Regions from separate parts of the Homo sapiens genome. Here region 2 is linked to region 1. A link is a loop called in an ENCODE intact Hi-C map of the cell type or tissue named here. Cell type or tissue: OCI-LY7. All regions are shown on one strand. Each heading gives the region's core, and the rest is flanking DNA. Links, peaks and the distances in the headings are about the cores only.

The links. A loop is a pair of places that touch in the nucleus more often than their neighbours do. Peaks named below come from ENCODE experiments on the same cell type or tissue, not always from the same donor. Only the 100,000 strongest peaks of a DNase experiment are listed, where the experiment ranks them.
Region 2: a loop joins it to region 1, with 2.2 times the contacts of the local background. A loop is called at or near these places in 8 of 110 quality-filtered maps.

Annotation. Positions count from the first base shown.
Region 1 is chr3:72,309,305-72,312,116 of GRCh38, reverse strand. No RefSeq gene overlaps it. Among named protein-coding and RNA genes, the nearest start is that of RYBP, 140 kb to the left of the region's middle. RefSeq lists enhancers at 1,102-1,281, 1,462-1,771. In OCI-LY7, for the core only: no CTCF peak of the experiment used is centred there; DNase peaks (open chromatin) are centred at 1,416 and 2,296; H3K4me3 peaks cover 1,107 bases; H3K27ac peaks cover 1,497 bases.
Region 2 is chr3:72,439,495-72,442,306 of GRCh38, reverse strand. All of the region lies in intron 1 of RYBP (RING1 and YY1 binding protein), which reads left to right. Among named protein-coding and RNA genes, the nearest start is that of RYBP, 5.7 kb to the left of the region's middle. RefSeq lists an enhancer at 1,850-1,949. In OCI-LY7, for the core only: no CTCF peak of the experiment used is centred there; DNase peaks (open chromatin) are centred at 1,606 and 2,576; H3K4me3 peaks cover 1,826 bases; H3K27ac peaks cover 1,151 bases.

The DNA.
Region 1 (2,812 bases), core at 151-2,650:
TTTCTAAAGGCCTCAGATGGTCATCTTCAGAGCGTGGAGGAACAGGGGCCTGGGGCTGAGAAAACTTGATTGGTTTCAGCCTCAAGAAATCAGTACCAGCCCAGGTAATGTTGGGCTTTGGGTCTCTCCCTGTGCCTCCTTTGATAGTTTGGTGTCTTGAGGCACAAGGCAAGGGGACCTCTCCTTCCTCCAGCATCTTGTCACCTAAGAGATTATTTTCCTTTGGTGACACATTCCCACAGTCATAGGTCAATTTTTTTTTGTGAAACAAATCAGCAAAAAAAATCATCATGGGTCTTGCCATAAATCCTCAAGAGCATGTAGTGGGGTGGCGGGTGACTCTGAAAGTATGAAGGCATGAGGTTTTTATTCCTGGTGTTTCTCTCTACCCTCGTCCCCTCCTCCATTCTGGCTGCTGTGTGCATTTTGTTCTCATTGCCTCGGGAGAGGCAGCAACTCGGAGAGAAGAGAATGTCAGCTCTTGGCCTTGGAGTTGCAAAATCTTAGGCCTGCGGGGAGGAGAAGGACTGATGGGCATCAGTGACGGAAGTGGGGAGGAGAGCTGGGAACAAGATGAATTTCTGGGCCTGGAGATGGCAAGGTTTCTTCTGGGTGGGGAAGGAAGAGAGATGGAGGGGACACAATAAAGGAGAGAGGTCCTGCGGCCATGTGGGCTGGAGGAAACTCAGTTTCCAGGTACTGCCCAGCCCCTCCTGGAGAGGGGACTTGGGTCACCCACCAACAATGCCCAAGGGCTCTCAGTCAGCACCTCCACACCCTCCAGCTTATTACTGCGTTACCATACAGCATCAACACATGGGAGTTGCAAAGGTGGTCCTTTCTGTGGACAGCTGGTGGGACCTCCTAGCTCAGAGGGGAACCTCCAGCCATGTCCCGAGTGCTTGTCTGGCACCTTCGACTTCTCCCTCATGGATGTTCCTGTTTCAGCATCGCAGGCCATCTGCAAACTGTGGAGATGGGGTGGGGGCCTGGACACCTGCTGGGGTAGCAGTGATAGAAAGGACAAGAGGACAGGGTCCCTCAGCACTTCTACCTCCTTGAACCTGCCAGAGTCCACCTGCGGAGGTGGGGCGATGGTGAGCCGCAGCCCCCAGGAGCCCTTTAACTACAGAAGCTCATGGCGTGCAGAGGGAGGCAAAAGATGGGCCATGGAGTCACGCGAATCTGAGGACTGGCTCCAACTCCACCTTTGTCTCCCTCTTCGGAAAGCTGAACAGGGTGCAACGTGAGAAGGCGATCTTCCTTCCTGCCTTGCAGGCACTCTGGGGACGCTGCTTGTTTGCTCTGCTCTGCCAACTCTCCCCTGGGGACTCTCCTCCCCAGCCAGGCTGCCCTGGAGGGTGGAGTCTCCCCGCTGTCCTCCTGCTCCACCCCTCAGTCCACAGACCTTTTCATTTAAAGAGTTCATTGCTACAGGAAACAGATGGTAGTCACAAAAATAATAAACAGAGAGAATTTCAAAGGTTCCGGAAGCTCAGAGTCATGGTCTCAGGCCCGTCGTTAAAGACTTCCTTCTGAGATGGGGCCTGAGAATGACTGCAAACACTGTTGTTTCAGCCACTGGGATGGCCGGGCAGGGAACTGCAGTGCTGAGAGCTGTCAGCCCCTGGACTAGTGTGTAACCCTCACAGTCGTCTTGCAATGGGAGGGTGTCATGACCCCCACTTTACAGATGTAAAAACTGAGTTCAGAGAGCAGGATTGGCTGCATGATTTAGGACATTCAGTGTAAAATAAAAATGTGGGGTCTTTGGTTTAAAAATTAAGAACTTCAAGACTGAAACCACAGCAGACTGTTAAACCAAGTGAGGTGTCCTTCTGATCACAGGCCCTGAGTGACTGCCTGGGACACAGGCTTGTGAAGTCAGCCCTGTCAGAGATTAGGTAACTAGCCCAAGGACACCAGCTAGTGAGAGGCAACCGCGGCTTCCATGCAACGTCTAGGACAGCCTTCAATTGAATTTTGCTATCTTCCTGGTCTTTACCTGTGGACACCCCCATCCCTCCCTCCCACCCGCCATGGCTTGGCTGTCGGCATTATTTTTATAACTTAAAAAGAATCGTTAAAAAGTAAAGCATGACTTTAAGACGCCAACACTACACAAATCCTGATGTTGCTCCCAGAAGCCCTTTGGCTTTTGCTAAAACGGAGGCGGAAGAGGTGATTGGGCATTGCCCCACCTCCTCCTCCATTCAATTAACTTGACAAGGAAACATTTTTGAGACAGATGATTCTCATTTTTAATGCAGTTTGAAAGTCCCTAGGGGCAGGAAGACACTCGGGCTTGCCTACTTCAGGAAGTGGTGTCTTCCCTCCAATTTATACGGACTTTATTTTAAGAGACCTCAGCTGGCTCAGTCCACATTGATAAGCTTCCCCAATGGGATATGCATAATATAGGGCTTACAGTACACATTCAACACAATATCTTAATACATGTTTATACGAATATATATTTGTATTTTATGCTATTATCACAGTGGTTCTTAGAGGAGAGAATGACTTTACCCCTTAGGGGAACATTTAGCAATGTCTGGAAGACATTTCTGCTGTCACAGCTAAGAAGCAGCTGCTATTGGCTTCTAGTGGGTGGGGTTTGGGGGTGCTGCTAGACATCCTACCATGCACAGGGCAGCCCCCCACAACAGAGAAGTATCCAGCCCAAAATGTCAGTGCTGAGGCTGAGAAGCCACAACAAGCAATCATAATTAATTGGTATTGTCAAGGAATGAAAGATTACTGGGACTGGAACCCCACTTTGTAAAAAATCTACCCTTAGGAAATAAATTTT
Region 2 (2,812 bases), core at 100-2,599, 130 kb before region 1:
AAATTTTTACTTTGGCTAATTACCATAGGTTTAGAACTTTCTGGTCTTCAGCTCCAGAAATGTATCGCTGTGTTGAGATCATGTTTTATTTCATCCATGTTTATTTGAATACTGCCCCTCTGAAAAGCTGACTGTTTTTGGAGCTTTTATACACAAGTATGAGTGAGGAAATTACTTTAGGTGTAGAATAAAATTGTGTAGAAATAATTATCTTTGAAAAAATTTGGTATTCAGGATATTGAATTGGAAGTGTTGAAGAAGCAGCTGTTTTGTGTGTAATACGTTTCTCTTGTTTGAGAATTTACCAGTTTTTTGCAGTTGTAGCTTTGAACTATCCATTCCCCCCTTAAATTTAGATACCCTGACAACCAAAAATCTCTTGAATTGTCATGAAGTACTTTAGTAGAAGTTTTATGGAAAAACACAACATAGCTATGATCTTTGCTGGAAGCTTCAAAAAGGCATCATCGTGTGATGCTTTTTAGGTAGAAAAACTCCCAGAAATAAGATAAGGTACCTACACTGGGCAAAGCCCAAGCCTCTTACTCATGTTTCCTGGTAATCCACAGCAGTGGTTTTGCTCCTTTCATGACATTGTTTTTGTTGTAGTGTTTGTCTTTCATAAAAATTCTCCATAAAAATATATAAAAATTACCTGTCTTCCAAATCAAACTTTTATCAAACCTTCCAAGCTGAAAGCTGGTACAATTTAAGATCATTTTACCCAGGAACAGAGTAATAATTTATTTTGTGTTTACTGTTTCATTGGACTTACTGATTTATTGGTGGTGACTTGATCTTATGTGTACTTGGTGACCTTAAAGTAAATTACCTGGGTAGTTGTGGTCATTTGACAAGTTTTTATTGAGCACACAGCCATTTGCGCTCTTGGTGTACAGTGGTATAAAGACAGACCAGGTCCCTGTTCTTACGGAGCTTAAAATACTATGGAAAGGAAGAGAAAATAAACTAACAGAAAAATAACAATTTCAGCTGGCGACAAGTGCTACGAAGAATTTAGAGAAGGGTAAGGAACTACAGAGTGATGAGAACTGGGTGGAGTGACTGCTTTATAGACAATGTTGAGATAATGCATTTAATTTTTTAGGAAAAAGTAATGCTACTTCCTTTTGGAGCCGGGGATAATTCTTATGTAGGTTTACCTGTGCCATTTAGCTCATTTGGTTGGGGGACAGACAGCTTTTAGATTTGGAGCCCTTGTGCATAGGCTGCTAAACTTATAAACTTAGTTCCATGTTGTAGACTAAACCTAGGCCAGCTAATTTACTAGTATTGTTAGTCATTAGGGTGGGAGATTATGAATGGATTCACTTACATATTATTTATTCATGTGGCATATATTTGTTGTGTATTTCAGTAGGTGCTGAAGAAAATTCCAGGATTAAGAAAAACTTTCTCAAGTAGCTGTAGTTTACCAAAATAGTTATCAGAACTAATTTGGTTCATTAGGACTTTGAGTAAATAGTAGGTCTCTCGTGTCCTAAATGACTTGAGCTAACACATTCTGCAGTCTTTCTGGCACTTCTTTTCTCTTTTGCCTCATCACCCATGCTTTTTCTCTTTGTGGCATCTTCTGTGTTACTTTTCATAACTAGTACTCCCACTTCCCTTTTTACCTATAGATACAAACTTTTTCAACGGTCGCATACATAGAAGTGCACAAATCGTAAGTATAAGGATTTGATAAAGTTTTGCAGAATGAGCATATCTTTGCCACTAGCACCCAGATTGATTTTTTTTTTTTTTTTGAGACAGGTATCTGGCTCTGTTGCCCAGGCTAGAGTGTGGTGGTGTAATCACAGCTCACTGTAGCCCCTACTTTGAGGCCCAGGTGATACTCTCACCTCAGCCTCCTGAGTAGTTGGGACCATAGACATGTGCCATCATGCCTGGCACATTTTTAAGGGCTTTTTTTTTTTCTTTTTGTGAGACACGGTCTCCCTATGTTGCCTAGGCTAGTGTCTTATTTCTGGGCTCAAGCGATCCTCCCGCCTCAGCCTCCCAGAGAGTTGGTATTATAGGCATGAGCCACTGTGCTGGCTTGCACCTAGATTCTTAAAGAGAACATTACTAGAACATTACCGGAAGCCCCTTGTGCACTGTCCCCTGTGGGCCACTTCTCCCACCCCATTCCTGTCTTTTAATACTAGAGATCAGTTGTGCTTGTTTTTGAAATTTATGTGAGTGGAGTATACTATGTATACAGTACACAGTAAATACTGTATGTACCACTGCCTATATACAGTATACTCCACAGTGAGTGAAACAAGCCAGACTCAGAAGCATACATACTGTATGTACCACTTTGCTTAGTAGCCACAGTGTATGCACCATGGTACATGCATATACTTCTGAATCTGGCTTGTTTCACTCATGGTTAGGTGTGCAGGATTCATCCATGTTGTTGTGTGCAGTTCTTGCTTATTTTACCAGTCTGTCTTATCCTGAGAATATCTTTGACATTCAACTCTGCATGCAGACCCTTCCTTACACGTTCTAGAGAGAGGACCTGTCTTCACCCTGTGTTTATTACCCACATACTTGAACAGCTGTTTCCTCCAGGCATCATTATGCAAAAGGAATGAAACCCGGTGTGTGCAGCTTTTTTAGAGGACGTAAAAGGAGTCAGCTCTTGCCTCTCATCAATAGTATTGTTTATCAGTCATTTCTCTTTTGAGGCATTGGTTGAATAAATGGGAAAATTCCTGCTTTCAAGGAACTTAGCAGACTTGTTGACAGATAAGACCATAAGAAGAAAGCCAGTGAAGTACCCAGTGATGTGAACGCCATG